Regions from separate parts of the Mus musculus genome. Here regions 2, 3, 4, 5, 6 and 7 are each linked to region 1. Evidence: chromatin loops called from intact Hi-C (ENCODE). Cell type or tissue: heart. All regions are shown on one strand.

Region 1 (4,000 bases):
CTTTAAGATGCCTTCTGCTGCTATGTGAGCCTAACACAGATGCTTCCAGAGACACTCATGTAAAGCTAAGGTCTTAGCCCCTCCCAAACCGTACCATCTTTATTCGGAGCTGCCCCCCTTTAGTTTTCCATGGAGGCCAAGACCTCAAAGAAGTCTATGTCTGGCTTACATGCTCAGCTCCTTACAAAGACTGCTGACACCATGTCTTCTCTGGAAGACATCTTAAGAGGTCTTTAGGCCACCTGGCTCTGCTCTATGCAAGTCTGTGTCTAGTCCTGGGAATCTTCGAGGCGCACTTAATTTGTAGGTTAGGAAGAGGGGATGCAACTAACATAGGGAAAGTTGAAGTATTCTTGAGTGACCTCTTACACCTCTCCCCTCCATCTCCCCCAAAGTGGGTTTCCCTGTATAACCCTGGCTGACTAGGAACTTTTTTTTTTTTTTTTTTTTTTTTTTTGTAACCCAGGCTGGCCCGTGTTGGGGGATGGTCTTGCGCTGTGTATTCTGATGCTGATTTCCACGCCAGGACAACTGGTTGCAGTCGGGACTTGGCGTGGTCAAGCATCTCCGGTCTTGATGTTATGCAAAAATTGTTTTCCCTCAGGACTGGAACTCTGCGGTCTGCCTGCCTCTGCCTCTTGAATGCTGGGATTAAGGGTGTGAGCCAGTATGTCCGACCAGAACCCCTACTTTAGAAGTAACTGTGAATTAGGGATTGAATCCAGGGCCCTTATCTTTCCTCTTAAAAATCAAAAACTTCTCAAACGAATTTCATAACCTCAAGGCTATTGAAATGTTCCCTGCGGGTTACAGGTATCGCCCAGTCACCTGTCAAGTACAGCTCAAATCCAGCAGAAGCTCTGGTGAAAAACAATGTCTGGGGCCTTGAAGCTGTCGAAGTGCTTAAGGTTTTTTATTGTCTGGTCTTTCCCTCCCTCCCTCCCTCCCTCCCTCCCTCCCTCCCTCCCTCCATTCCAATCTCAAGAGAATATATAAAATAAAGCAAACAAAATATGTTTATATTTTATTACTACTGTGTCTACCAATTTGAATTTCTTATTATTAAGACCCAGGGTGTCTGGATGTAGAAATGTCATAGGAAATCATCCACCAGCCTCCAAGAGTGAAAAGGGTCTGGTCTTTGAAATCACCCTCAGGTGTGTCAACTGATTTCCAAGTGCTCAAGCACTCATTCTTTCAGATACCTCCCCAAGACTTTCAAAAAGTATCCACCTTCTTCATGCTTAAACAAACTTAAAAATCGCCCCCACCCCAAGACACAGTCACACACACAGTCTCTGGTTATAATTTTACTAGGAAACTTGTGTTTAAGAATAGTTCGGGAAGCACAAACTTTAGATACCAGGGCAGCCCAATTTGAGGGACCGTGCTTTCTCCGCAATTCACAACTATGGAGCCCGTTGGCTCTTTCCCTAGCCTTCAAAAATCCATGGCTGCCCTTCTTCCTTCTGGAGATTTTCCTGCAGAAGTAGGAAATGGGAAAGTGTCTAAGATCAAAGCAGGAGTGGGCATCTCACAGGTGGAAAGGCCAAAGAACCCTCTGACTGCCTAGGGAAGAGGAGACTTCATAACACCACGTCCTGCAGTTGGCTGTATCCTTCGAACCCCGGAAGAGCACATCCAGTGATTTGGGAACACGCTATCAACACATCCCAACATCACACTCAGGAACTCTCTGGGGAGCCCACGGTGATACTGGGGTATTGAGAGCGGGCAGAGGCCTGAGGGAGCTCCAAGGCTCTCCTCTCAGGCATACACTTAAACCTAACAGTCTACCACGAGCACCTCAAAACCCACAAACCGGTTGAGGAAGACACAGGCAGGAGCAACCCTAGATCATTTTTGTCCCAGTTTCTCCCACAACTTTCTGCCACTCGGGACTCAGAAGTCAAGGTCAGTTTGGCCAAAGAGAGCGCACCTCCAAGGCAGACAAGAACAAGAGCCGACAGGGTCCTGGGGATCATTACCGCCGGCCGAAGGGAGCCAAGTGGATGGTTTAGGGGACTATAGCAGCACCCGGAAGCGGGGGGGGGGGGGGTTGGCTGGGCGCTCGCTGCACGCCCTAGCTGCGCTCGCGATCTCCGACCCAGCGCTCCTGCCCTAGCCTAGCTCTTAGGGGAAAAGTGAGGCTGAAAGGACACTGGCGCAAAGGCATACTCCGAACTTGGGTAGCAGATCCCCGCCATTACTCAGTCCTGCGCTAACTGCGCTTCCATTTGGAGTCCCATATAGTTACTCGCCACCAGCGACCTCAAAAACAAGTCGCAGTTCTGCGGAAGGAGGAGGAAGGGCAGGCGGGCGCCCGAGGAGCGCAGCTCCAGAGAAAGGGGAGGGACGGGGTCAGGGCAGAGGCTGTGGCCGCGCCTCCCTATTGGCCGGGACACGGTGGGAAGTCGGGGCAGGCAGCCAGCGTGCGGGGCGGGGCTTCTCTGGAGCCCCGCCCCCGGCCCGCCCCCAGCCCGATGTCCCACTCCCGCGCCCCTCGCGCCCTCCCGCGGGCGGGCCGTCCGAGTTTTTAAAGTGGGCTGACAGCCGAGGAGGCCGGACATTCGAGAGCGGCCGGTGTACAGCTCCGGAGTCCGCAGCGCTCCGCTCCAGCTCTCCTGAGGCGGCCGTACAATCCTCGGCAGTGTCCTGAGACTGTATGGTCATCTCAGCGGCCGCACTCGCTTGCCCCCGGATTTTTTTCCAACTTGCTCTCTTCGAGCCATTTTTTTTTCTTTTTTTCTTTTTCTTTTTTTCTTTTTCTTTTTTGGTTGGTTGGTTTTGATTTGTCAGATCCCAGAAAAGTGACTCCTGTTCGGGGCTAAACGGAACTCCAGGTCCCTTGTCGCTGCTCTCTCTCTCTTTTGGCGTCTTACAACCTCCTCCCACTCCTTTCCCCGGCCCCGCCTCCTCCTGCAGGTTCCTCCCCGTCACCCCCCTCCTCCCTCCTCCTCCTCCGCACCTAGCCAGCCCTCTGCAAACTTCCACCTGATTGAGCGGGACTCTCGGACCTGCGAGCACTAAAGACCTTTCACACCTGCCCGGGCGACAGAGAGCTGCGGAGGGCCACAGCAAAGAGAGCGGCTGCAGCCCCTACGGGGTTAAGGAACCCAGGTGCTCCGGGTCTCGGAGGGCCACGGCGACAATGACAGCTGACAAGGAGAAAAAAAGGTAAGCGGGAGTCAAAGCTGGCGACCGACTTGGTCCCAGGCATTGGCGGAACTGCGCGTGGCGGGCGCGACCCGGGGCAGTCGGGAGAGGGGTGCGAGAGTTCTCGGAGGCTGGAGGACCGCTGTTGAGGGGCTTTGAGTAAGCGAGTCGGTGATGCCTTTAGGGACAAGGAGCTGCGGTGTCGCAGTAGAGTTGCAAAGCGGATAGTTCCGAGACCTTGAGACACGGAGAGATGGCCCTGGAGGTCAGGGGTGCTTCCGCGGCGCCTTCCAAAGTCTGTCGTCCCTGGAGCACCAAGCTTCCCTAGCGAGTGTTTTGAAATGTTTCTGGGCTGATGCCCTCGACTCTTAGGGTTTCCATGCTGGAGCAGTAGACACGCCTTTCTTTTCCTAAGACCCTCTAGGTCTTTCCGAGAGCGTTCCTATGCGGGCTTTGCGCCCCAAACTAGCATGGAACAGAGGGCAAAGCGCAACTCTGGGGTGCGCCCTGACCGAGAAGCCGGAACACTGTCAAGGGTCCTGCTCCAGACGGCACCCAAGTTTGTTCAACCCCCTTAACCTTACCCTACACCTAGACTCCGGCAGAGAGTGGGGAGTGAGTGACCTGGATTGCCCTGCGGGGGCAGGTGCTCTAGTGTGCAGAGAGAAGACCGTGACACCCGGCGGCTCCGAGTGTCTGATTCTTAAGACGAAGGGCAGCCACGAAGGTTTGTCCTCGCGAACCTTTCGGCACTGGGTGAGAGGCAACTCGGGGCAACTCGCGCTGCCCTCGAGCCTCCTTCAATCCGCCCCGCATCTGGTGACTTGACACCCAGCTCTAGGAG
Region 2 (4,000 bases), 130 kb before region 1:
CTAGAACACACTCAAAGGTGGGGTGAGAGAACCAAAGGCTAAGCGTTGTCCTTTGACCTCCATGTGCATGTGTGCCATGTGACATGTGGCCTACACACACCACTCTAACCAATAAAATAAAACACATTTCAAAAATAGTAGAGATAGAGCAAATGGTTTGTTAGTGCTTGTAATAATGAACAAAATTCAGGTAAAGGAGCCGGGAACATGAAATCAATCCCGCAGGATCTATGGACCTGCTAAGGGTTTCAACGTAGGAGAATCTTTATCATGTCCATCCTGGGAAGAATACAAACCCCCAGAGCACACATCAGCAGGCCGAGGAGAGCCTTCGTGATGCACACCCAGCAACCACGTAAACCAGGCCTGTGGTGCAAGACTGTAATCCCAGCACTTAGGAGGTGAAAGCACGAGACTGGGGAGTTCAAGGTCACCCTCAGCTGCATAGCAAGCCTGCGGCTACCCTGAAGTTCCTGAGACCCTGTGTCACAAAATATTTAAAATATTCTGATCTCAGTGAACTTGAACTGGACTGGACGGCTGGAGGATGAAATTGTTTACATTGCATATTCCTCTCTTGGTCCCTGGGGTGATATTGTTAGATATCACTTCCTCGTATATGTCTCCTGGAGTTGACGCAGCTTTTCCAGAACATTCCATAATTGAGCTAACTGTGGATATAGAACACCTGTTGGGTTCACCCATGTAAGTGAATCAGGGTAGCAGACTCCATGGCCTCCAACTTGGAATCTGAGTCTATGTGTCTTTGAAATAAAATTCTTATACTTCCTCTTTAAGATGCATGTACAAAGATGTTCTAAATGCACAGAGAAGGATTCACCTTGCTTTTTCTGTAGCCATTGATACCGTGATCAATACTGCAATACATCCAGTGAATGTCTGATCATACTGCAATACATCCAGTGAATGTCTGATCATACTGCAATACATCCAGTGAATGTCTGATCATACTGCAATACATCCAGTGAATGTCTGATCATACTGCAATACATCCAGTGAATGTCTGATCATACTGCAATACATCCAGTGAATGTCTGATCATACTGCAATACATCCAGTGAATGTCTGCTGAGGTTTCTCCTTACGAAAAGGGGACATTGTCATTGTATCCTTGTGCTGACATGGAACCTCTAGTTTTAGAATTCATTCTCAATACCGAGTGAATTGATAAAGTTTTGCAAAAAATCGAAACGAAAGGCCGAGGAAGGGACAGGCCTCCAGGCTTCTGTCCGCAGGTCAGACAACACAGGTGGAGCCAGGGAGAGCTCAGGAGTGAGGCTTGAGGGCCCAGCAGCTCAGTGCACCACAGAGCTCTGATCTTCTGAACTAGGCAGTCCTTTCTGTTGTGTGCTCCCATAGCGAGAACACCAGCCAGCCAACAGCACAGAGACATAGATGAAAGGAAGGCCTCCCCTGGGACTTATCTTTACCAGGAGAGCCTTCCATTCCCACCCCTCTGTGAGCCAATGCCACAACGGTCAAAGGCTTGACAGCAGTTAAAGATCTGCTCAGGAAAAACATGCGCACAGCTCACAACAAGGTCTGGCCAAGTGTAGCTCCCTCCCCTGGTCTCTTCACTGCTGGGTTATAACATGGGGTATGAGAAACAGTCCCAAGAATTGAGTCCAGACCTGCCCAGAATGTCCTCATATGCCCTTGATATAGTGGAGAAGTGTATTGGAGCCTTGAGTTCCTGTCTTTCCCATGGGAATCCTAATGCCTGCTCTGCCCAGCTCAGCAAGCTGCGTTAAGACTCTAATAGGATTAGAGGTGGGAGTGATTCATAAGGCATAGAGAGGCTAGCCTTGAAACCAGAGCCACCTTCTTAGTGATCAGCTCTGCCAAGCCGTCTCTACCCATCTTGCACCCCTGGCACACACCCCCTAGCACTTGTCTCCCCCCCACCTCACCCCCCCATCCCCGATACACTAGAAATGGCTCTCAGTTCCGGGTCACACCCGGTTCTATCAGGGCCTATACCTGTCCTTCTCTTTTACCCTTGAACCTCTCAAGGGGCTGGCTTCCATACCAGATGCCCTCCGAGGGCACACAAAAGCATTACCTTATCTTCCTTACCAGCTCCATTGCTGGTGAGGTGATCAGGCCAAGGATAATCAGGGCTGAGCCTTAAGGGAACTTTACAAAAGATTTCACCAAAACCAAGTCTGGATAAGGCTACCTGGCCATTTCCACAGCACCATGCAGTGTGAGCATAGATAGACACGCTTATAGACAAACCGCGGAAGTGCAGGCGCCAGCCAGCCATGAAGAAACGGCTAAAGTGGTCAACTGGTCAGCAGGGCCCCTGAGCTGCAGAGTTAATGTGGTGCACTGAGTAAGAGCCACACGGTGCAAGGCATGGAGTGGTAGCTTTGTTTTAAGAGTACGCAGACTCTGGAAAACAACCGACAATAACTCTCTGGAACTTTCCAGATGCTCCAAGGAGAGAGCTGACTGTGAACAAGTGACTGAAAACACAGTATTATAAGGGAAGTGCCCACAAACCCTAGGAACAGGCAAGACCTTAGTATGTCAGAGGACAGAAGACCCTGAAAGGGAGGCAATCTGGCATAGGCATGACCCGGAAGGACAGAAGCCAGTGGTACAGAGGAAACTTGGTAAGCCAGGCTGACTACTAGGTCTCAGGAGGTTGAGGGAGCCTAAGCTTTGCCTGGGCCCCCAGCCAGTGCAGCCTGAAGTTCTGAGTCTACAGGTCTCCTGCACTAACCACTGGACAGAGAACCCCAGAGGCTAAGGAAACAGGTCGTCAGACAGAAATACTGAAGAGGCAGCTGAACGTCCTCACACTCTTCTTCATCCCAAATAGAGAAGGTTCCTAAGCTAAGTGTGGACTTCGTGTCATTAGATGTTGCTACTGAATTCTGTTTAACCCCAAAGGATCCAGGCTTGCTGTAGAAAGGGGTGTGGGTAGCGTGTTCTTCATGGGTCCTTCCAGAGTTAATGCTCTGGCTATCCATTTGGCCAGATACACAGTGGTTGGGAGGAGGGGACATTGCTGAGTGTGGTCCTGGTCAAAGGTAAAATTCACAAGACAGTCATAAACTGGTTGAATTTTGGCTTTGCCCATAAGGATAACATAAATTCACAAAGTTAGCCCCAGAGGAAAGGAGATCCACAGGGTCTGTTAGATGACCCTAAGTTCATTGGTGAGATTCAGAGAACCAGAAAGATTGATGGAAATGAGTCTTTTACTGTCATAGACGAGAGCATAGTAGTCTCTGGTGGGTAAAACACAGGGGCTTGGGGAGAGGCCTTCCCTCTTATTTCCTTCCATGGAGCACGGGGCTGAGGTAAGTGTTGTCACCACTTAAGGAATATCAACTTTCTGTTTCAAGCCAAGCATGGTGGCACACACCTTTGATCCCAGGACACAGGAGGCCAAAGCGGGCAGATCTCCGAATGTTCCAGGCCAATCTTGTTTATATAGTGAATTCTGGTCTAGCCTGGGCTACAAAGTGAGACCTTAGCTCAAGTGGGATTGGGGGGTTGGGGGAAGCAAAAGCAACAGAGATTGTGGTTTCCTTCCTACATGGGCAGTCAGGGTGCCCAGGCTATGAATGATGGGAATAGAACTTTCTGCACAGCCGATCCCTCTCAGCATCGCCTTTTGAAGTTTACACCCTGCTCCCCTAGCCCAGAGTTAATGTGGAGCTGTGCTCTCATCTTTTGAAAGTGGACTTAAATGCTGCCCCGGAGCTTTATCTGGCATGCAAACTGAGAAGTGGCCTCTTGTTCCCAGCAGAGGTTAGATGGCAGATCTCACTGTGGAGAGAGGATAGCGGCTCCCACACTTAAGCCTCTCTGAAGAAGCTGGGGTAGTGCCACACCCCACACCTCAGGGTAGCACAGCTCCACTATGGCGGAGTAAGGTGGACAGGAAGGCCAAGACTTCCCTCGAGAGTTGGGTGGGAGAGCTGCTGCTGGAGTCAGGCTCTTAAATGATCCCTGACACTCCGTC
Region 3 (4,000 bases), 160 kb before region 1:
GCGCACAAAGCTGTTTGGTCCTGGGCACTGCTTTTCATAATCCTGCAATCCCAGCCCTAGGGAGTTGAAGGCAGGAAAAGCAGATGTTCTAGGTCATCCTTAGACAGATAAGGAGTCCAAGGGCAGCCTGGGCTTCTTGACACCCTACCCGAGAATTGAGGGGAAGAAAGAGAGAGAAAGAAGGAAAGAAGTGTGCTAGATTCTCACCAAGGGAAGCTAGCAGGGAGAGAATGAACACAACCACCCAGTCTGTTGGTACAACTTAGTTAACACGTTTTAATTTTGGCTTCAGGATTCACAGTTTCCTGTTGCTGTCGTGTACATAGAGTCGTCAATGCCTATAACACTATGTCTTTAAGAACGACATATTTGCCATGTTGAGATTTCCTGGTTTTCACTTGGGTCCACCTGTGAGGCCACAAGTCTTCATTCATAAAATTCTAGGAGATCCTGGCAGGACAGCCAACGACTTGGGAAATTCAATTCCCCTGCTCAGGTAGAAAGTGGAACTGACTTAAGTACCTGCCATGCTTTGGAGGAAATATGCTCAACTCAGTACTTCTCAATGAGAACAGGTAATTCTTATGGGTCCTCTAGCACCGAGGTGCTCAAACACTAGGGACAGCGTTTGGCAATGTCTGGACTTGGGCTGTTGGAACCTAGCAGAGCTGGGATATGGAGGAGATGCGCATCCATACTGAGGGTACTACAACCGAGAGCTACCAACCCAAGCTATCAGTACTGCCAAGGCAGCAAACCCCGGCTCCAGCCCTCGAGTTCTATGATCATGTGATTCCCCAGGCTTCGGGAGCTGCTGTGTTTCAAAGGCCTCCTCTGCCACCACGGATCTTAGGTGGAACACAGCCAGATCTGCAAGTGGGCACGTCCTGTAGGGTCTGACCAGGTTCTGGAAGGCTTTTTGAACCGTAAGAGTCAGAGAAGGCAGAAGGCAGAAACTTGTACCTGTCACCTCCTTTCCTTTCTCCCATCAGGAAATCTTATGATTTCATTTCCACACTGTATTGAACTCTTTTCCCCCCAAAGGATACCACCATCTTTGAAAAATCAAAAGACTCTTTCCCCCATATATATATATATATATATATATATATATATATATATATGTGTGTGTGTGTGTGTTATATAATGTATATATTATATATAATAATATATAATATATTTATATATTAATATATATATTAAGCCAAGAAAAATAATTAATCTACCCTGTAAAAACTAGCATCTTCTAAGTCCTTGATTAATGTGTTAATGGAATTACTGGTGTGACTCTGGCACTTCGCCTGTGTCCAGAAGGCAGTTACAAACCCAACTCGGGCAATGATGAAAAGCAAGCCATCTAAGTCACCTGTAACACGTCCCTGTAACCCACGCATATCTACTCCCCCTGAAGAAGACCATCTCTCGACACAAAATGTTTGCTACAAGCAAAAGTATTTTAAAGTCATTTTAGCCATCAAAACTTAATTTAACCAAAGCATTTTCACGTCCCCACCCTTTCAGCTTCTTTTATGGGGTGTCCATGCCAGTAAATGGTTCCGTGTTCTTGGGGTTTAAAGGATTAAGAATACACAGGTAGTCGGTCGGCTTTCCTTTCTACCTTGGCACGCTCGCTCACTGTAGACACTATGGTTTATGGCCTGTTGGAGCCAGACTGCCTTGAACTGTTTATGGCGTAAGACGAGTCTGAGGAAGTCTCTCCCCAGGCTCTGAAACAGCCCCACCCGGCTGACAGGAGTCTCTCATTCCATTCTCTCTGACAGCAGGGGGCCAGTACATTTCCTCCCAATCTCTGAAACCCATGGGCAGATTCCTGCAAACTCCTGCATGGTCTCTACAGCCCCACACAGGAAGCCTGAAACATTATAGATGCCCAAGGGATATTTCTAAGACCTGGGATTGTCTTGGCTTATAAGGGAGTGTTCGAAGATGCATTGGTCAATTGATTGATAAGAAATCCTGGATTAATGATCAGGCTCGCTATTTTTGCATTTACTTGATTTTGTTTGCTTGGAGGCAGATCTTGCTATGTAGCCTTGACTGGCCTGTAACTCTGAGAGATGTGCTCTCCCCTGCCACCCCAGTGCTGGGATTATAGGCGTGTACCACAAACACCTGGGATTCATGCTCACCGTTTGTTTTTAATCTAAAGTCCTGAGGATTGTTTATTTTTACTTTATGTGTATGGGTGTTTTATTTGCATGTATTTCCGTATACCACATGCATACAGCACTGGAGGACACCCTGTAACCTGAGTTTCAGACACTTGCTACCTAGTGGGTTCTGGGAATTGAACCCGGGTCTTCTGGATAAGCAAGTAGTTGGTGCTCTTAGCCACTGAGCCATCTTTCTAGCTCCAGCGTTCGCCATCTTTAAGAAAAAGATCATCTAGCACCAGACACTCGGAACCTGTCAGTACCCGCATTTGATATGAAAACAGAGAAGCACACACAGAGAGCTTCAGGGGTTCCTATACCTAAATAAATATGGTGTGGCAGAGCCTGATCCTGTTGTTTTCTTTTTTAACATATAATTTATTTTTACTTTATGTTCACTGTATTTTGCCTGCATCTATGTCAATGTGAGGATCTCAGAAGCCCTAGATCTGGAGTTACAGACAGGTGTCGGCTGCTACGTAGGTGCTGGGAATTGAACCCAGGTCCTCTGGAAGAGCAGCCAGTGCTCTTAACCTCTTAGCGGCTGAGCCATCTCTCTCTCTCTCTGTCTCTCTGTCTCTCTGTCTCTCTCTCTGTCTCTGTCTCTCTCTCTCTCTCTCTCTCTCTTTCTCTATTCCTCCCTCCCTCTCTCCCTCTCTTCACTGCACAAACGGGTACTTAACTCCATTACTAACTGGAAACATTCCTGTCGATTGTCAAGCCAGGTATTCTCCATGGAAAATTGGGTTCTGTTCTCCCTAGTAAAATTTTGAGGAAAGGTTCTAGAGCTCTTCAGCAGACTGTCTCGCTGTTGGTTGTTGTACTACTGCCCAATGGACGTGTCTCCATGGAAAATTGGGTTCTGTTCTCCCTAGTAAAATTTTGAGGAAAGGTTCTAGAGCTCTTCAGCAGACTGTCTCGCTGTTGGTTGTTGTACTACTGCCCAATGGACGTGTCTCCATGGAAAATTGGGTTCTGTTCTCCCTAGTAAAATTTTGAGGAAAGGTTCTAGAGCTCTTCAGCAGACTGTCTCGCTGTTGGTTGTTGTACTACTGCCCAATGGACGTGGTCACTTAATCCCTCTCCGGCATAGACACTTAAAGTTAAAAGCAAGTTGATTCAAGTTCATAGGCAAAAAGAAAAAAAAAAGAATAGCTAAGTCGAAGGAAAGGAGAAGCTTTACAAAGGAAAACACCGGGGGCTTCTGTTTTCTTTGTCTGTACACTGCTTAAAGGAAACGCAGAGTGACAGGCTAGGGGGCTGAGTCTTTCATGTCTGAAGCTGTTGTCTCCAACTGTGAGGCAACAGCTGGCATCTCCGAGGCGGTTAGGACCCATGACATGATGAGGGTGAAGGAGTGGGAGGAGGGTGTCCCAAGCAGGACCCCAGAGTGAGGAATGGCTGAGCGGGCAGAAGGATATCTCAGTCTCTTTACCACTGCTGGATCTCCAGCGATTGGGATGCTATGTAGGTTCTAACTTATCCACTCTTCAAGAGTCTTAGGTGTTTAGTGGAAAGGATTGGGCCTTTCTAAACCTCAAGTTGCAGAGAGTTCATGAAAAACACAGCTGTTTATAATATATATTACTTGTTAAAAGGCAAACAAACCTAAGTTGGGACTGAGTTCAAGCAACCCTGCCCAACTGAACTTGCTCAGAGGTACTGAGCTGAGTTCTGCTTTGCTCATTTGTGTGTGGTTGAGGTTGAGCCCAGAGCCTTATACACACTATGTAGCCACAACACACTTCAGCCACCCCCCAGCCCTTCAAGGGAACGTCAAACTATTTGCCTGTTAATAAAGAGACACTAGTGTTGGACGGGTGCCA
Region 4 (4,000 bases), 140 kb before region 1:
ACACCATGCACGGTAGCCTCATGCAGGACAGGAGAGCGAAAGAGGAGAGAAAAAGTGCCACACATGTGACTGTCGTGCATCCATGCTCAGCCCCAGAGGAGACTTTGAATTTTAGTTTATCGCTGTGCAGCTTCCTAAGGAAGTGAGGGCATTTGGGACAATCAGCAACCTGGCATAAAACGCAACAAAAAAGGCTCAGGATCGGCACAAGGGAATCACTAAAGGGCACAGATAAGATCTGAGCAGATGGAAAGACAAACATAGTTATTGACCAAGAAGATTGAGCATCATAAACTATCAGCTCTCCCCAAGTTAATTTATAACTTTAAACATGTTCCCAATAAAACCAGCAACAGGACTTAAAAATATGTATAAACAGACGACTCTAAAGTTCATATGGAAAAATAAACAAGAATCGGAGAGCTAGGAAAATTTGAAAGTGGAGACCAGCCACACGGAGTATTAAGCATATAAATCTACGATAACTAAGAAGTGGGATATAGAAAAATGTTAAGGGCAGAGGTGAAGGGCAGAGGTGCAGTAGAGACTCCATTTTCATATGCAAATTTTCCATTCAATGGGGAACGATGGCTACTAAACATCAGGTTGCTTCCAGATTTCTAGGAACAAGGAGAGTTGGAAGTGCATCTCAAACTTCTGTCAGAATAAATAAGTGCACTAATGATTTATGTTTATAAAAATGAAGGTAAAGCAAGAGGGAGAAACATTAGCAGAATATATAGATTACTTGAAAAGGGGGGGGAAAATTCAACCTAAGACATGGAAGCCAAAACCAGTAAAACGGAATATCCACTGAATTAAGTAAAAATAAATGATCTTAGTAAAAACTCCAGTAGCTTACAACCAAAGTCAAGTAATAACCCTGCACCAAGTCTGGGCCCTAATGGGGAAGCGCTCTCGAAAACCAACTGCCGCAGTGTGAAGAAGCGCGCGTGCATGCATGCACATAGGCATACACACCCACACCCCTACACACCCCGACTGCAGCACCTTAAGCATAATGAAAACAAATGCTGAAAAACTTCTACAGAGGTGCAAGGATGTTCTGAGACACTGTTTAAACCTGGCACACACCGAAGCTTGGCAGCATAGCATGCCATGGCAAAGTGTCACCTGTTGCCAATGGAAGGTTAGGAAGTTAGCCTCTAAGGAGGACAGCTTGGTGACCCACTGAAAAGGCTAAACATGGATGGCATTGGCAATAAATCAAATAAAGGTTATCACATTGGTTCATCTATAAGGATCATCTATAAGGAAAGGGGGACAACTAAAGGCCTTATTCTTGAAACATAAAAAAAGTCCCAGATTATGGATATGCGCACGTGTTTGAGGACGAAGAAGATGAGGTTGGTACCTGGGCAGTTGTCTTTCTGAAAAACTGTTGGTCAGGATAGCTAAATACTTGTTCTGTGTTGAGCTGGGTACTGAGTACCTGGGAGTTCTCCAGGTAGAAAGACTCACCCCTGCCTCCCCCACCCCTCCCCTGCCCCAAAGCTGGACCTCTGAGAAGGCAAAGCTGGGCCAAGTCTGGACCTCCCAGCCCTCCTCCCTCCCAGAGGCCTACAGACTCCTAGTGGTTCATCGAAATATCACTAAAAGCTGCAGGTGAGAAACTCCTGGGGAAGTGGAAAGCCACAAGTCTGAGGGAGTCATTGCTGGACAGGAGAAGGAAAGAAACGGGGGAGGGGGGTGTGGACAGCACTGTCCTTCAGTGCTTCCTCCCCATAAACACACATAAACACACACACACATACCACACACACAACACACATACACACACACACACACACACACACACACACACACACACACAGAGCTTCTCCTGACAACCCTGCACTAGACAAGCTTGCCCCAGAGGGATGGACACTTTGTGGTGAGACTGAAAATCTCCAGAGAAATGGCCTTCTAATGGCAGCCCAGGCTGGTTCCCAGGGATTGATTGTCTAAACCTTCTGTCCCCAAAGAAAGCAGTCACTCACCCTTCCTGTGTTTGGTTTTGTGTGCAAAGTTAAGAGTTTTCAAAGATTCAGATATCAGAGTGGGAACGGGAGGAAGTAGCCAGAGGTAGAACTCCGTACATCACTGGCTACAGGGTGGGAAGGAGTGTTTTGGCTAAGGCCAACCCAGGTCATAGCCAAGGGCACTCATAGGACTTGCTCATATCCAACAGCAGCTGGGTCAGCTTCTTCCCCAGGGAGAAGAGAGGGCAGGAAGCAAAGAGGCCAGGGAGGAGTGGACTAGAGAAAGAAGAACAGGAGGCAGGAAGAAACGAGAGGCTGTCCCTAACTGGCCAGAAGCCTATGAGAAGGAGGGGTGGTGCCTGCTGGAGCCAAAACTACTCCACCTGGAACCTGAGTCAGATCAGAACCAGGCTTGTGCGGACTCGGGGGGGTCTTTAGACTCATGACATACTACTATTACCCTTGCTCAACCCATATAAAGGAAGCTGCTTCTTACAGAGAAGAATTTAACACAAAGGATGTGGCCGAAGATGTTCACCTTTCACACACTTCAAAACATCGGTCCTTCAAACAAGTCCACAAACATAGCGTGTGGTCCCGAGCTGACAGACAGGGGACCAGCCCAGCAAGGTGACTTTTAGCAGGGCTATGCCACAGCCAGTGATGAAACCCTGACAGCCTGGATCCCAGCCCAGCATTCAGCCCAGCTTTCCCACCCCAGCCAGAGCCAAGCCTTGCCCCCTCTCGCTGCCAGGGCTGGGGTCGGTGGCTAGCTGCAGTGGCCCAGTTGTTTGGGCTCACTGTGCCTTCTGTAACTCCGGAGTATTTGCTTAGAGCAGCACTTTTCTATGTGATTGCTTCTTTCTCAAGGAATCCCAGCTGTAAGCAGAAATAGGGTCACAGATACAATGCAGGCAGGTCCAGAAGCACTTCCTGCCCCACCTCCACTCCAGTCTGGGTCCCATGGGATGCCTGGAGCTCTCAAGTTGAGATGCCAGCAGGCACATGAGCATGGCCCTTTCTGACCTCTGCTTGTACGGGAAGAGGCCTTCTTTGCAAGGCTCACCTCAATAGCCCAGAGTAGTTGCTGAGGGAGACACAATGTGAATGGTTACTCCAACCACATAGTCTAGATTCCTCTACAGAGCCAGGCCTGGGGTTTGCAGGGGTGGTGGAAAAATTATTTTCTACCAACCTGGTTTCTAGGTAAGAAATCTTAGAACTCTGGTGTGTTAAAATGGGCCTCAAAGAAACCACCTTGATTGAGGCTGGCCCGCTCCTGTGACTCTCACCTCTCCTATACAGAAACATCTGGATCTAGATTATTTCTCTTACCTGTTACACCCAGATTGACCTTGCTCAGGCACCATGCTCCTGCAGGCAGGGCTCAGCCTCCCTTGGTATGGATTTCAAATCCCTCTTTCCAGCATCTCAGACTCTTTGAAGTTGTCCCTCAAAGACACAGCTGTCTTGTCTCACTATGGTCAGGAACCCCGTTCTCTGGCCTCTTTCCCTTTGCCTCTACCTTCCATCTCCTTTGATTGCTCTCTTCACGGTCTGTCCAAATGCTAGCTTTCACCGAACCCTGAGAGCCACTGCTGTTGGCCATACATCAACAGATGTTGGCTACACCAACCATCCGTCATCTCCCCCCTCTCAAACTCAGCAGCTCAAACTCTTGTGGATTTTTTTTCCTGATTCAGTGATGCTATATATATGTGACCCTGAATCCCCTGAGCTAGTTAACTTGTGAAGGATGGAGGTCAGAGGAGACCTCCTTTCTCACAGAAGGATCTAAATATGAGTTCTAACCCTAATATGGCCCCGATTCTGTGCAGGATCCTGTCTTTTGCTGAGGTATTGTAAATGCTGTTGAAGGTTGTCCAGCTGGGAAATGGCCCTAGCCTGAGGTTAATGAGGCAGGTCAAAACCTACTCCAAGATTGCCTTGACTGGAGATGTCCCTAGGGTATGTGCTTCTTTCTCTCTAACTCAAGAAAGGCCCTGTGGTGTGTATGA
Region 5 (4,000 bases), 260 kb before region 1:
CACGTAAGGTAGACAGGATAGGGGTCCTGAAGACTCTGAGCGCTTAGCTGGCTTCTTAGGCAAAATCACACCATCGCAAGCAGCTTGGAGCCCGTTTTACATAGGCTGTATTTTGTAGGTGACAGAATCCGCACCCTCTCAAGTTCCTTGGGTTATGTTCGGTTTACTTTGACGGCAACATTGGAATAGCATTCTTCAAAGTTCCCAGGAAGGAGAATGACCTGCAACTATTTGGAGATAAATGAAAACGCCAACTGATAGGCAAATGCCAAGAAAACAGACTCCCCATAAGCCCTCAGGGGAAGGAATTGTGTCTTTACCTGCAGCACTGTGGATAAAACTGTAAAGGCAAACACAGGGCACGATTAAGTACACACAGATAAAGAGGTTATGTTCAGTAAGAAAAGATAGCAGCAGCTTGTCATGAAGCAGGCAAGGGAGGGCCAGTGCGGAGAGCAAGAGGTTTGTCTTTATGTCTCTTATGTGTACCGACTTAGAAGTAACAACCCCAAATAACTAGACAGAGGAGAAAACTCTCCCACAAAGAGAATCGACTGGAAAATAAATCTCCCAGGAAGGTAGACTGCAAGTTGAAAGCAGAGTCAGGGTAATGTCTCCCGTTTGTCAAGGAAGAGGAAGCAAGCCAACAGAAGGGGAAGGTGAAAGCGGCCCCATGCTCAGAGACGCTATTCTCTGAAGTAGCCCTCTTAAAAACCAGGAAATGTGGGCTGCAGAGATGGCTCAGCAGTTAGGGGCACTGTCTGCTCTTCTAGAGGTCCTGAGCAACCACGTGGTGGCTCACAACCATCTGTAATGGGATCCGATGCCCTCTCCTGGTGTGTCTGAAGACATGTACTTATATAAGTAAATAAACAAGTCTTTTTTTAAAAATCGGGAAGTGTGTAAAATGTTCAACCCTTTAGTTCTAAAACTATCTATTTCAAGGATATAATGCCAAACAAAATTTTAAATTGTGTCCAAAAGCACTCAGCGCAACTTATATAGAACTTAATTGGGTATAACTTGTTTCTAATATGAAGGAGATAGCAGAATCAATTATAGTGTATTTACTTTGAACTGAGTACCAGCAATCATGATAGAGATGAAGACTTTATAGGAAAATACATATAACATATTGCTTCTTCTGAAAGTCTGTATGTGTGTGTGGTATGGTGGGGCACACCTAATATTTTAGCATTTGGATGAAACAGAAGTGTCATGAGTTCAAGACCAACATGGGCTACATAGTGGGAACTGTCAAAAGAAATGAAGAAAGAGGGAAAAGGCGAGAAGAGAAAGATACAAGGGAGAGATAGGAAGCACGCTACATTTGTTCTCTGATAATTACAGTATCACTAGTGGAGATGAAGATATGAATAATTAGCCCCTGTGCATTAAACTTCTCTTACCTGAGCACTGTGCCAGAGATTTAAAAAAAAAAAACCCCTTAGGTAGTTTCCCTAAACGTTTAAAATGTTAGCTTCCTAAACATCTTCATTAAAAATGAAAGAAAGAAACAATTGACACTTAGATATTTGACATCATTTGGTTCTGTGGGTGTGAAGACTGACCAGATGTGTTAAAACTGGTTGCAGGTCATGTTGGCGGAACTCAAAGGCAAAGATGAAGTCTACGCTGTGAAGGTCTTGAAGAAGGACGTTATCCTACAAGACGATGATGTGGACTGCACAATGACAGAGAAGAGGATTTTGGCTCTGGCTCGGAAACACCCTTATCTAACCCAACTCTATTGCTGCTTCCAGACCAAGGTATGCTTAAGAAGGGGCTGGCCAGCTGACCTCTTGGGTAGTATCGTGGCATCTAACACACAGAATCTAAGCTATCAGAAACCACTTTTGACCGTCTGCGTACCTCTCTCCAAGACTTAGTGTGGTGGAGTGGATTTTACCCTTGCAGAGATAGGCGTTCGATTGAACACCATATGTGTGTCTGTGCAGGGATGAAAGATCGATAGTGCACTTTCAGATTGTGGCAACTCAAAGCCAAATGGTCAACCCCAGTGTTGACTCATTGGAAAAACCAACAGATGCGGTGTAAACCCGGTTCCAGCTCTTTTCAATCAACAGTAAGATTGCTTCTAGGCTGCTTCAGCTCAAAAGAAGAAAAAAAAAAAAAGCAAAAGCTACCTTCATCCTTCTACCTTGTGTGATGTCATAGGAGATGTTGAATCTAAACAAATGCTTGGAATTCCACAGTGAAATCCAACCATATAAAAGTTACCTGGCTGCCAGCAGGTGGCAGTAAAGGATGAGTGTGTGTATGGACATTGTAGCACACACCCACACCCATCTGATTTGGTATTATTCTTACAGAAACAGCACATGTTCTTCATAAAAATTCTTATTTTATTTTCCTTTTTGGAAATGCGTATGGGAGAAAGTCTTCTAGGATGCATTGTGAATCTGTAGTATTTGTGTGCTTTAGAAGGCAATCCAGACTGGGTCCTAGACAGTGAAGGGTGACATGTATGTAGGTGCTCGTGTGTGTGTGTGTGTGTGTGTGTGTGTGTGTGTGTGTGTGTGTGTATGTGTGTGTATGTGTGTGCGCATGTGCACACGCATACATGTGTTCTATATGCTAGGTCCTGGTGAACAAGACCCCGTTCCTGCCATCAGAAACTTGACAGCCTCTTTGCTCCAGCCCCCACCCTTACCCCTGAGGCAGTTTCTGAGAACCCTGCTTGTCTGAGGAGCTTTAGGAATGGGAGACTCTGTGGCCTGAGCTCCCATCCAGTAGTCTCAGGTCACATTAGCTCACTGGAGTCCCGGAAGAGTCCTGCAGCGTACCAAGAAAGATTACCTTAGTTTAATCCACAGTTGCCCAATTATTTTGGTCCCGACTCTCCCCCATCAACCCACGCATGACATCAGTAAGCAACACTGATCTAGGAAAGTTTTCCTCTCCTTCTGATGGCATCAGAAATGAGAACCACCTGAAAGGGCCTGGCCACTCTGCGGCTTATTTTTCAGGAACACCAGGGTTGCTTTCTCTATGAAACTGTCCTCAGAGACCCTGCTTCATAAAAATCTGTTTCTTTTCTGAGAAGCCTCAGATTGGTGGCTAAGTCATTTCTCTTTCAAACTTGTGTTGTGTAACACCAAACAGATTAGTGTGAGTTCATGTTTGTGTACAAATGCAGAGTCCAGTGTGGCAGAACAAGTGCAGAGATGGGTTTGGCGTTGTTCTCCCACTACAGCTTGGCTACTGTGGTTTTGGTTTTGAGATGGGGCCCCATTCTGAAGTTCAGTTCATTACTAGCCTGGAACTCGGGACAGTCCTGCCTCCACCTATTAAGTCCTGGCATTATAGGCACGAGCCACCATATCTAACTCATTTAGAACTTAATTCAAGATCAAAGAGAAAAGTATCAGGTGTGATATGTCTTTATTGTCTGTGGTTCTTTTCACATGGGCTTACATTCAGTAGTTTTAAGTTTTGTCTTAAAAGCAATAACAACAAAACCACTTAGTCTACTTTTTTCTTTGTATCATTGAAAAAATTGTTTCAGAGAACCAACAGTTGTGTGTGTGTGTGCGCGCGCGTGTGTGGTGGGTATTGGGAATTGAACTTAGAATCTCATGCCTGCCTTGAAGTAGGTGCTGGGTGTGGGGTTATCAGCGGGACACAGATTTGCCTGAGGAAGGATGACTGGGTGACTGGGGTCAGGACTTGGGGCTCATACTAACATCTGCAGTAAATTAGCACTAAGAAATCCTTAGTGTTTCCGTGGCATTCACACCAAGAAGAGCTGGGAGCTGCTGCTCTCAGGTCTAGCGGGGCAGCGGTGCTTTTGAAGGGTGAGATGGAGTGGAAGCAGAAAGGACAGCCTCAATCCGTGCTCAGTTTTCAACCTTGCTTGGATGTTGTTTTTCCTGAAAAAGTACCATTCCTCAGCCACCATACTGTTGTGGTTTTGACTGAGATTTTCATATATGATTCAAACCCACAAATATCTGTTTCAATCCTATTAAGATTTTTG
Region 6 (4,000 bases), 590 kb before region 1:
TGGGGGGGGGCATTCTTTAACCTAGAGTGTATCCCTACCGGTTTTTTGTTTTGTTTTGTTTTGTTCTTTTAGCACTGGGCCTGCTTCTTAAACACATAGCCTGGAGAGAAAGTCTCATTGTCATTACGTTTTGCTGCATGTCCTTATAGGAAGTTTTAAAATTATTTTTTAGGCGCCAATGATCTTAAGGCCATAATCATTGCCAAAGGTGCATTTTTATCAGCATCTGTATAGCAAAGGTGCATTTTTATCCCACGCAACAGGACTGGCTGTCAGGAAAGTAAGTGAGCTACGGGGAGGGGGCGTGACTGCACACTTAAACTTTAGGAGGAGATCTGCCTGAACTCAAACCCCTGAACTCTGTGTGTGTGTGTGTGTGTGTGTGTGTGTGTGTGTGTGTGTGTACTGTACTTGGTATGTCATTCCTGGAGACTGCCTTCTCATCTTTAAACTACAAGAAATGATAACCCTTTTCCACAGAGGAAAAAGTGAATGGAATGCGGTTTGTACATTTTGATCCACACTTATCAGAGTCGCCAGATAAACACTTAGCTTTTCACCATCCGAACGAACAGCCGGACTTGCCTTGGCACTCGGGTGAGGGCGGAGGTTTTCTTTTTCCACTCACACGGCGGAGAGCTGCGGGACGAACCCCTTCCCGGGCGCAGGCTGGAAGTTCCCGCTGCGCGGCGCCCGGGGCCTGGCGCGCCCCGCCCGGCGCTCCCAGGTTCCCAGTCCCCCTCGGCACAGAGCCATTCCCTGCCGCCCGCCTTCCCGGTCCTGGTCCCTGGCCCAGGAAATTCTTCCCCAGCAGCCCAGGGCTCGCCTCACGTGACCAGCCGCCGTCGCGGCTGCTTCCAGAGAGTTTAAAGGTTACCGAGGAAATTAGTATGGATACAGCCACTGGACCCCAGGAGGACGCATCGGGCTTTCCCGCAGCCCGAACGCCGGTTGTCAGGGCGCGGATCAAGCCTTGTCCTCTTAAGGGGCACACACAAGGTCCCGCATAAGTAGGAGGAGTCACTTTGAGAAATAAACAGACATTCGAACCAGGCCGGGCCCAGGTTCTACTAGTCTTCCACAAGTTCTCGCAACCCAATCAGGCCCAGAACAAATCCCCAGAGGGGAGAGTCTCCTCAAGGGGGAAAAAAAGAGGGTTTCAAAACTCACACCCAGCCGAAGGGCTCAGCAGTCCGGGTGTCCCCTCCCCCATCGCGGCACAGTAGAGAATCCCAGGGCAGAGTGACAAATAGGCCAGCTCTCCGCGGGCGACTGGTGACCGCCGCAGTCCAGGCAGAGTGGGGGAAGGTGATTAGTCTTCTTGGACATTGCGACCCCCTCCATTCCACCAGGCCCAGTTTTAAGTGATAGTGTTGGCCGCAGGGTGCGAGAGAAAAGCGCGGCCCGCTGCTCTCCGGGTCCAGACCCCGCTCTCCTGGTGCAGATCCGAGGAGCACAGACTCGGCCTGCGACAGTCGCTCCCGCACCTCCGCGACGCCACACTCCTGGGTTCCGCGCGGAGTCCTTCCTCAGCTCCCCCGCGCGCCACGGCAAACGGACCCGGCCGGCCCGCTCCTGCTCTTTTCTGCTCGGCTCACTTTTCCCGTATTGCTCCCCCAACCGGCAAAACTTTCTATTTCCCCAAACAGTGGCGCGCGCGCGCGCGCGTGCACACACACACACACACACACACACACACACACACACACACACTCACACACACTGACGTCTTTTGCGCATTTCCTGCATTAGAGGGAGGGAGAATCGCTCGCACAGCGATCGAGGGAAGCAGATCGCGGGCTGAGCGCTCTGGCGGGCGGCGAGCCGGCGGCAGCCGAGAGCGCGGACGCGGGGAGCGCGGCGGGCGGGCGGGCGCCGGCGGGCGGGAGGAGGGGCCGCGCGGAGTCGCAGTCCCTGCCCGGCCGCCGCGCTGCGCACCGCCGGGTGCCGGCCTGCGCCCCGAACCCAAGTGGCGGCCACCTCTACCTCCCAAGCCCGCGCGGATGTGAGATCCCAGGCACCGGGCGCCTCGCGATCGCCGGCTACGGCGCGACTCTGCTTAACCCGGGAGGTGACGGCGGGGCTGATCGTGCGGCTTGTGGATTTTTTAAAAATTTGGCTCCGGGGAGGACCATTTCCTCTCGACATGCATCCCTCCGGATAGACTGCACATCCCTCAGTCCACCCTCCGCCCCGCGCCGTCCGAGGCAGGCGCTGGGTGGGCGAAGAGGATCCGGGTTGAAATCTGTGCCCCCGGTTCTCGTCCCCGCCCCGTCCCGCCGCCCCCTCCCCCTCCGGGAGTCGAAATTGCCCGGGGATTATGTTTCGGAAAGGTAGGTGAGCGCCGGGCGCGGCGCCTGCTTCTCCGCACACGGACCCGAAGAACCAGCGAGGCGGCGAGGCAGCCCCCGCGGCTTGCAGCGGAGGCGACAGCTCGTCTCCTGCCGTGGAGGTGTCGCCGGTGGTGGGGGGGAGAGACTTGCTCCAAAAAAACGGACGTCTCCAGCTCTCCCCCCTCCCTGTTTTCCGTTAGGAATCCGGCGAGGAAATACATGCACTCGCTGAGAATCGGCGGCGCCAGGAGGCAGCGCCACAAGGTGTAGCGAGTGAGTGGGGTGGGGCAAGAGGGGACCCAGGAGTCCCCCAGGCTCCCGGCGCGCCTGCTCCTGCTCTTCAATCCTGCCCTCGGGGCGGACGGAGTGACCCCCGCCCCGACCATGGTAGTGTTCAATGGCCTTCTTAAGATCAAAATCTGCGAGGCGGTGAGCTTGAAGCCCACAGCCTGGTCGCTGCGCCATGCGGTGGGACCCCGGCCACAGACGTTCCTTTTGGACCCCTACATTGCCCTTAACGTGGACGACTCGCGCATCGGCCAAACAGCCACCAAGCAAAAGACCAACAGCCCGGCCTGGCACGATGAGTTCGTCACCGATGTGTGCAATGGGCGCAAGATCGAGCTGGCTGTCTTTCACGACGCTCCTATCGGCTACGACGACTTCGTGGCCAACTGCACCATCCAGTTCGAGGAGCTGCTGCAGAATGGGAGCCGTCACTTCGAGGACTGGGTGAGTCGGTCCTCCACGTCCGGGAGTCCCGGGTCCCAGGGAAAGACTTGCTGCCTGAGCATTGGTCCTGGGGCTCTGGGCTGTCTGTGTGTGCATGTGCGGCTCAGTTTTCTTGAAGAGGCACGTTTTATTTCCTAGCTGAAGAGACATATACAGTAGGGTATGAAAGACGAGATTTGACAGATGGGCACTATCCCTTGCCCCCCCCCCCGTGCCCTCCCAACAGTGGGCAGTACAGGTGGCTTGCAAGTTGGGAGAGAACCCGGAATGCAGGTGCATAGGTTGGTGGAAGGAATCTGCAAGTCCCTGGTGGACTTGGCTGAGCGACTGTGTGTGGGTGGGTCTCTCTGTCCTTGGAGAGACACGTGGAGCTCAGACTGGAGGGTTTTTGTGCCTCCTGGCTTTATCCTGGGTAGCCTAGTGAGTAGTTTTATAAAGCCGTCTTTCTGGTAGGAAGCCCCCTCTTCCTAAACAACTGTTTAGCTCATTTGATGACATACCAGAAAGGTCCTCACCCCCAGTGTCCCCTCTATAGGTCCTACAAACATAACACCAGCTTGCTTTGCCCATCTGTTTAGAATGCCGTATTCTCAAAAGGGCTTGTGGTGATAGGAAGTCAGGACTTTGAATCTTAAGATTTTATGCTTGCAGACTTTGATTGTCAAGATATTGTAGGATCAAACACTATTTCTGAAATTGAGCTAACTGTTAGCTGATTCCACTGTCACATAGGAGGGATTTTGAAGTAGGCCTCGCCAATATACCTTAAACCAAATGCATCCAACCTTGGCACGTGGGCAGTCAGAAAAAACAACCCCCTCCCCGCTTGCTTCTCTCTTCTTGTAGGAGCAGCATTCAGTTAGGAAGTGGGTATCTCTATCTTCAGGTTTGTTACATGTTTCTATCTGGAGCAAGTGTTGCTACGGATGGATATG
Region 7 (4,000 bases), 220 kb before region 1:
TGACAAGAGATTTCCCTGCTCTGCCTCCTGAGTGCTGGGATTAAATGCATGTGCCACCACCCCAACCACCAGCATATTCTATATTTTATTAATGAATATGAGAACATTTCTTGGGCTCAGAATTATTCACTATTGGAAGTTGAGAGAAGGGCCATTTGGTCCAACATATATTTTCTCTGAAGGACATAGTGGTTTATTACAGAAATGTATTTCCAGTCCCCTTAGAACTGAAGTTAACAAAATGGATAACCAGTGTAGGCCCTCCTGCTCCAGTCATGATGTGTGAAGTCACACAGGCTGGCCTCTTCATGAGCTTTGTGTGAACAGCCCAGGAGCCTGCTATACTGGAATATCATTGCTGCTCACAAATACGTCATGACACCCACTGTAGATGAGGCTTGAAGTGGGTCTCAGAGTCACCATGGCCCAGGTGACCACACAGTCACTGTGACTGAGAGACTTTTGGAGGGAGACAGGAAAGCCACTATGATCAGTGGTGCCCTCTCATGCTAGGCACACAAAGATGGCTTTGCCTCCCAGGTCCCTGAAGGCCACTGTGGCAGAGGATTCAGAGCCAGAAGACCTTGGGCTCACCAGGGTCCCTCTACCCTCTCACTGGTGTCTACCTGGTGTTCATCCCCGGGACCCAAGGATTCACGGATGAACCTGTCAGTCTTACAGTCAGACAGAAGGTCTGCTTGTTTGTTTCTGTAATGGTTTGCTCTTCATTCTGTTTTTTTGTTTGTTTGTTTGTTTTGTTGTTGTTTGTTTGGTTTTTTTGTTTTTTGTTTTTGAAAAATTAGTTTGTTTTATTGTCTCTGATTCCTCCCTGGCCAATGTTGTGGTTAGCCCAGTGTCCCAGAGAGGCCCTTTCAGTCAGTTTATGGAAACTGAGTCCTTCCTTAAAATGGTTCCTGTAGACGGGCTGGAGTGGAGCTCAGTACTGGAGCCTGTGCTTAGTGTGGACAGGGGCCTGGGCTTAGCTCTGAGGATGGGGGGGGGGGGTAGCTCAATGGGACAGCACCTGTCCAGCATGCCTGAACACCGGGGTCTGATACCCAGAATGACAAAGAAAAAAATGCATGCTAGAGAAAATTTCAGTGCCTCCTTGGCACCTAATCGGGGCTGCCACCTGGTCACCTCAGCACAGGGCTGGCAGTCCTGAGTGTCCTGTTGGCACCTTGCCCCCATTCACTCTTCAGTTAAATACTCCTTGCTAGGAGTACAGTGCTGTTGAGGGCTGGGGACGTGAGTCGAGCCAGCTAGACGAAGGCTCCTGCTGAAGACAAGATGGAAGGCAGGGCTGAGAGCCAGGGAGTGTGCTGTGGTCTCCCTGTGGGTCTTCCTGGCACATGGATGGGCTTGCTCCATCCAGTCAGTCTCTTCCTGCAAGCCACGGGCCGTGTGTCATGAGCGTCCCGCTAGATTGCTAAAGCTGTGCTTGGGAATTAGAAACAGGACACAAACTGAGGACTAAGCAGTAAACGGGAAAGCCGGAAAGGATGCTGCCTGGGGTTCTCTGAGACCCACAGCAATGCTCTCCTTACTGGCAGATTGCATTTCCCCTCCCACTCCTGACCATAGGTCCTTTCATTTCCTGTATCCTTTTCACTAAATTGAAGGATTAATGTACATGTTATGCACTTAAACAAAATGCATAGATATTCAAGCAGTTTCTCCATCTTACTAGATAGATTCTTAGCATTCACATTAAGAATGGCTAAAGGGGCCGGGCAGTGGTGGCTCACGCCTTTAATCCCAGCACTTGGGAGGTACAGGCAGGCAGATTTCTGAGTTCAAGGCCAGGCTGGTCTACAAAGTGAGTTCCAGGACAGCCAAGGCTACATAGATAAACCCTGTCTCGAAAAAGCAAAACAAACAAACAAACAAAACAAAAAACAAAACAAAACAAAAAAATGCCCAATGGAGAAAAGCGAACAATTTTCTCCCTACAGACCTTACCAAGTATCTTGCAGTTAACCATTTCAGCCACTAGGTGGCGAGAGTAGTTAGCAAGGCAAGTGGGTCTTTGTGACTCATCCAGGCAGGAAGAGGAGACTGGAGACCTAAAATAGTTTAACTGAGCGAGGTGACCAAACGGGTGCCGTTCTAGAAGGATACACTCTGAAGCTTCTGGTTTCCAGTATTGGCAAATATTTCCTTTCATATACAAAATTCTAAAGTTAGACAGGAAGAAAAATAAGAGTAGGACTAGCTCTCAAAAAGCAGAGCCGTAGAAGCTTGCCCTGTCTGGTCCTACTTTTGTCTGTTTGAAACGAAGACGCTGAAATAATTTCTGAGCTCATAAGCAGACTACAGTGTCTGCAGCTGCGCTCTAAACCCCACCCGGTGGGGACAGAGCTGTTTGGAGCTCTATGAAACAGGCCGAGTTTGTTTGTTTTTATTTTAAATAGAAGTAAACCGCGCTCCCAGGATAGAGAGCCCAGCTACCGTGCTACTCTGACCATCTTGAAAACTGACAAGAAAGAATTTGTCAAGTGTTTGGTCCGATTGAGGTCTCACTGTTTTCTTCTGGGTGATTCCTGTTCGGTAGGAACGGGAGCAGCGCTTTCCTATCAAACTCACGATAGGAACCCGGGGAGAGGGCGGGAGATACATTTGTAATGACTTCACAGAATTTCCCTTCCTCTGTGAATACCTGTCCCAGGCGTGGGTCCTCAGATTCTCCACTGGCTAATGACATTTTAGTGTCTATGGAAATCATTAACTTCCCTGAGAGACTCAGCCTCATTCCTTTGATAACTGAAGCTGCCTATATCGCAGCGATGCATTCCTCCGTACTCCGTACTCTTTGGTAGTCACCAGTTAATCAGATTTCCTTCTGCTGATACTTTCTTTAATAAGAGGTATTTGGTGATGACGGAGGGGCAGTTCTAGCAAACAAAGGGTTTAAACCCAGCCCCAGGGGCTCTGGTTACGGCAGCCCACACCCGATGCAGAGCCTGACTGAATGCTATCGCTTTTCTAGATTAGATAGAAGAATTAGGGAAACATTTTTTTAGGATACCTATGGTCTGGTTTTGGTGACAGTTCATACAGTGGGAACTAGAAAATGTTGCGCTGGCCTAATACTGATAACAGAAAGTATTTTAGAAGGCAGCACTCTATTTACAGTTTTAGTAGACTATCTTTTATTTATTTACTGTTCATATCATAAATGTAAACAACGTGTCACCCCACAAGCACCCTGACGCGCCCTCTCCCCCCACTTCATGTACCTTTTTAAAAGATTTGTTTATTTATGTTGTGTGTATGAGTGTTTTGCCTGCATGTATGACTGTGCTCTACATGTATGTATGGTCCCTGCAGAGGTCAGAATAGGGTGTGGGATTCCCTGGAAATGGAGTGGTTACAGATGCTTGTGAGTCACCTTGTGGGTTCTGGGATATGATCCCAAGCCCCCTGCAGTAGCTACAAGGGCTGCTAAGCACCAGCCGTCCCTTTAGTGCCTCTTCTGGCTCTGTTGCTCTTGTGATCCACCAAGCCAGGTTCTTTCTGTGGGATCCTTAGTGTGACACAATGCTCTCCTTCATCCTCGCACGTGTCTCTGTCATGGCCCAGGCTGTGGACATTGCCATTACCCATGAGTATGGGGGATAAGGGCTGGGCGGAGCCATTGCTGTTGCTACTGAGACCTTCAGCGGTACACGTCATTTGCAACCAGAATATGAAGGAGGGGGACGGTGACCTACTTTCCAAACTTGCAAGATCATGCTTGAATCTATGTGACCCTTAGACATTCTTGACCTTTCCAAATTTTTTATCTAAATTCTGCCCGATTTCAGAGCTGGGACTTGATGTTTTATGATAGCGATTCTTCAAATTGTTCCTATTCAATAGGTTTTTTTTTTAAATGGCAATCAGTAGTGGTGATATAGTCCTGAACGATACAGAATTAAGCAATAACCAGTGAGCTCTGTCTGTGGGGCCACCGGAGAGGCTCGGGTGGTGTGGCCAAGCCTGGATTCTATCCACACTG

What was found. A loop is a pair of places that touch in the nucleus more often than their neighbours do. Peaks named below come from ENCODE experiments on the same cell type or tissue, not always from the same donor. Only the 100,000 strongest peaks of a DNase experiment are listed, where the experiment ranks them.
Region 2: it touches region 1 in a loop (3-fold over the local background); 3 of 42 quality-filtered maps call a loop at or near these places.
Region 3: a loop joins it to region 1, with 2.3 times the contacts of the local background. A loop is called at or near these places in 3 of 42 quality-filtered maps.
Region 4: it touches region 1 in a loop (2.2-fold over the local background); 5 of 42 quality-filtered maps call a loop at or near these places.
Region 5: it touches region 1 in a loop (4-fold over the local background); 9 of 42 quality-filtered maps call a loop at or near these places.
Region 6: it touches region 1 in a loop (2.2-fold over the local background); 2 of 42 quality-filtered maps call a loop at or near these places.
Region 7: a loop joins it to region 1, with 6 times the contacts of the local background. A loop is called at or near these places in 14 of 42 quality-filtered maps.

The regions. Positions count from the first base shown.
Region 1 is chr17:86,751,132-86,755,131 of GRCm38, forward strand. Epas1 (endothelial PAS domain protein 1) reads left to right here and starts at 2,733. Exons shown (of 16, transcript NM_010137.3): 1 at 2,733-3,177. The coding sequence starts at 3,152. In heart, CTCF peaks have their summits at 2,297 and 2,506; DNase peaks (open chromatin) are centred at 2,450, 3,000, 3,710 and 3,840; H3K4me3 peaks cover 2,482 bases; H3K27ac peaks cover 2,529 bases; H3K27me3 peaks cover 260 bases.
Region 2 is chr17:86,621,310-86,625,309 of GRCm38, forward strand. All of the region lies in intron 12 of Prkce (protein kinase C, epsilon), which reads left to right. Among named protein-coding and RNA genes, the nearest start is that of Gm52297, 46 kb to the right of the region's middle. In heart, no CTCF peak of the experiment used is centred here; a DNase peak (open chromatin) is centred at 1,678.
Region 3 is chr17:86,594,030-86,598,029 of GRCm38, forward strand. All of the region lies in intron 11 of Prkce (protein kinase C, epsilon), which reads left to right. Among named protein-coding and RNA genes, the nearest start is that of Gm52297, 74 kb to the right of the region's middle. In heart, a CTCF peak has its summit at 1,781; no DNase peak of the experiment used is centred here.
Region 4 is chr17:86,615,860-86,619,859 of GRCm38, forward strand. The region is part of intron 11 of Prkce (protein kinase C, epsilon); the gene reads left to right. Among named protein-coding and RNA genes, the nearest start is that of Gm52297, 52 kb to the right of the region's middle. In heart, no CTCF peak of the experiment used is centred here; DNase peaks (open chromatin) are centred at 2,222 and 2,932; H3K27ac peaks cover 1,141 bases.
Region 5 is chr17:86,494,343-86,498,342 of GRCm38, forward strand. It overlaps Prkce (protein kinase C, epsilon), which reads left to right. Exons shown (of 15, transcript NM_011104.3): 10 at 1,596-1,769. Among named protein-coding and RNA genes, the nearest start is that of Gm30284, 51 kb to the left of the region's middle. In heart, CTCF peaks have their summits at 849 (motif pointing left) and 2,251 (motif pointing right); a DNase peak (open chromatin) is centred at 729; H3K27ac peaks cover 228 bases.
Region 6 is chr17:86,165,876-86,169,875 of GRCm38, forward strand. Prkce (protein kinase C, epsilon) reads left to right here and starts at 1,910. Exons shown (of 15, transcript NM_011104.3): 1 at 1,910-3,065. The coding sequence starts at 2,718. Gm5817 (predicted gene 5817) reads right to left here and starts at 1,610. Exons shown (of 2, transcript NR_165800.1): 1 at 586-1,610. In heart, CTCF peaks have their summits at 697, 1,589 and 2,598; DNase peaks (open chromatin) are centred at 826, 1,266, 1,756, 2,536 and 1 weaker place; H3K4me3 peaks cover 3,979 bases; H3K27ac peaks cover 3,444 bases.
Region 7 is chr17:86,534,000-86,537,999 of GRCm38, forward strand. The region is part of intron 10 of Prkce (protein kinase C, epsilon); the gene reads left to right. Among named protein-coding and RNA genes, the nearest start is that of Gm30284, 91 kb to the left of the region's middle. In heart, a CTCF peak has its summit at 1,994 (motif pointing right); DNase peaks (open chromatin) are centred at 2,032 and 2,292; H3K4me3 peaks cover 1,221 bases; H3K27ac peaks cover 2,099 bases.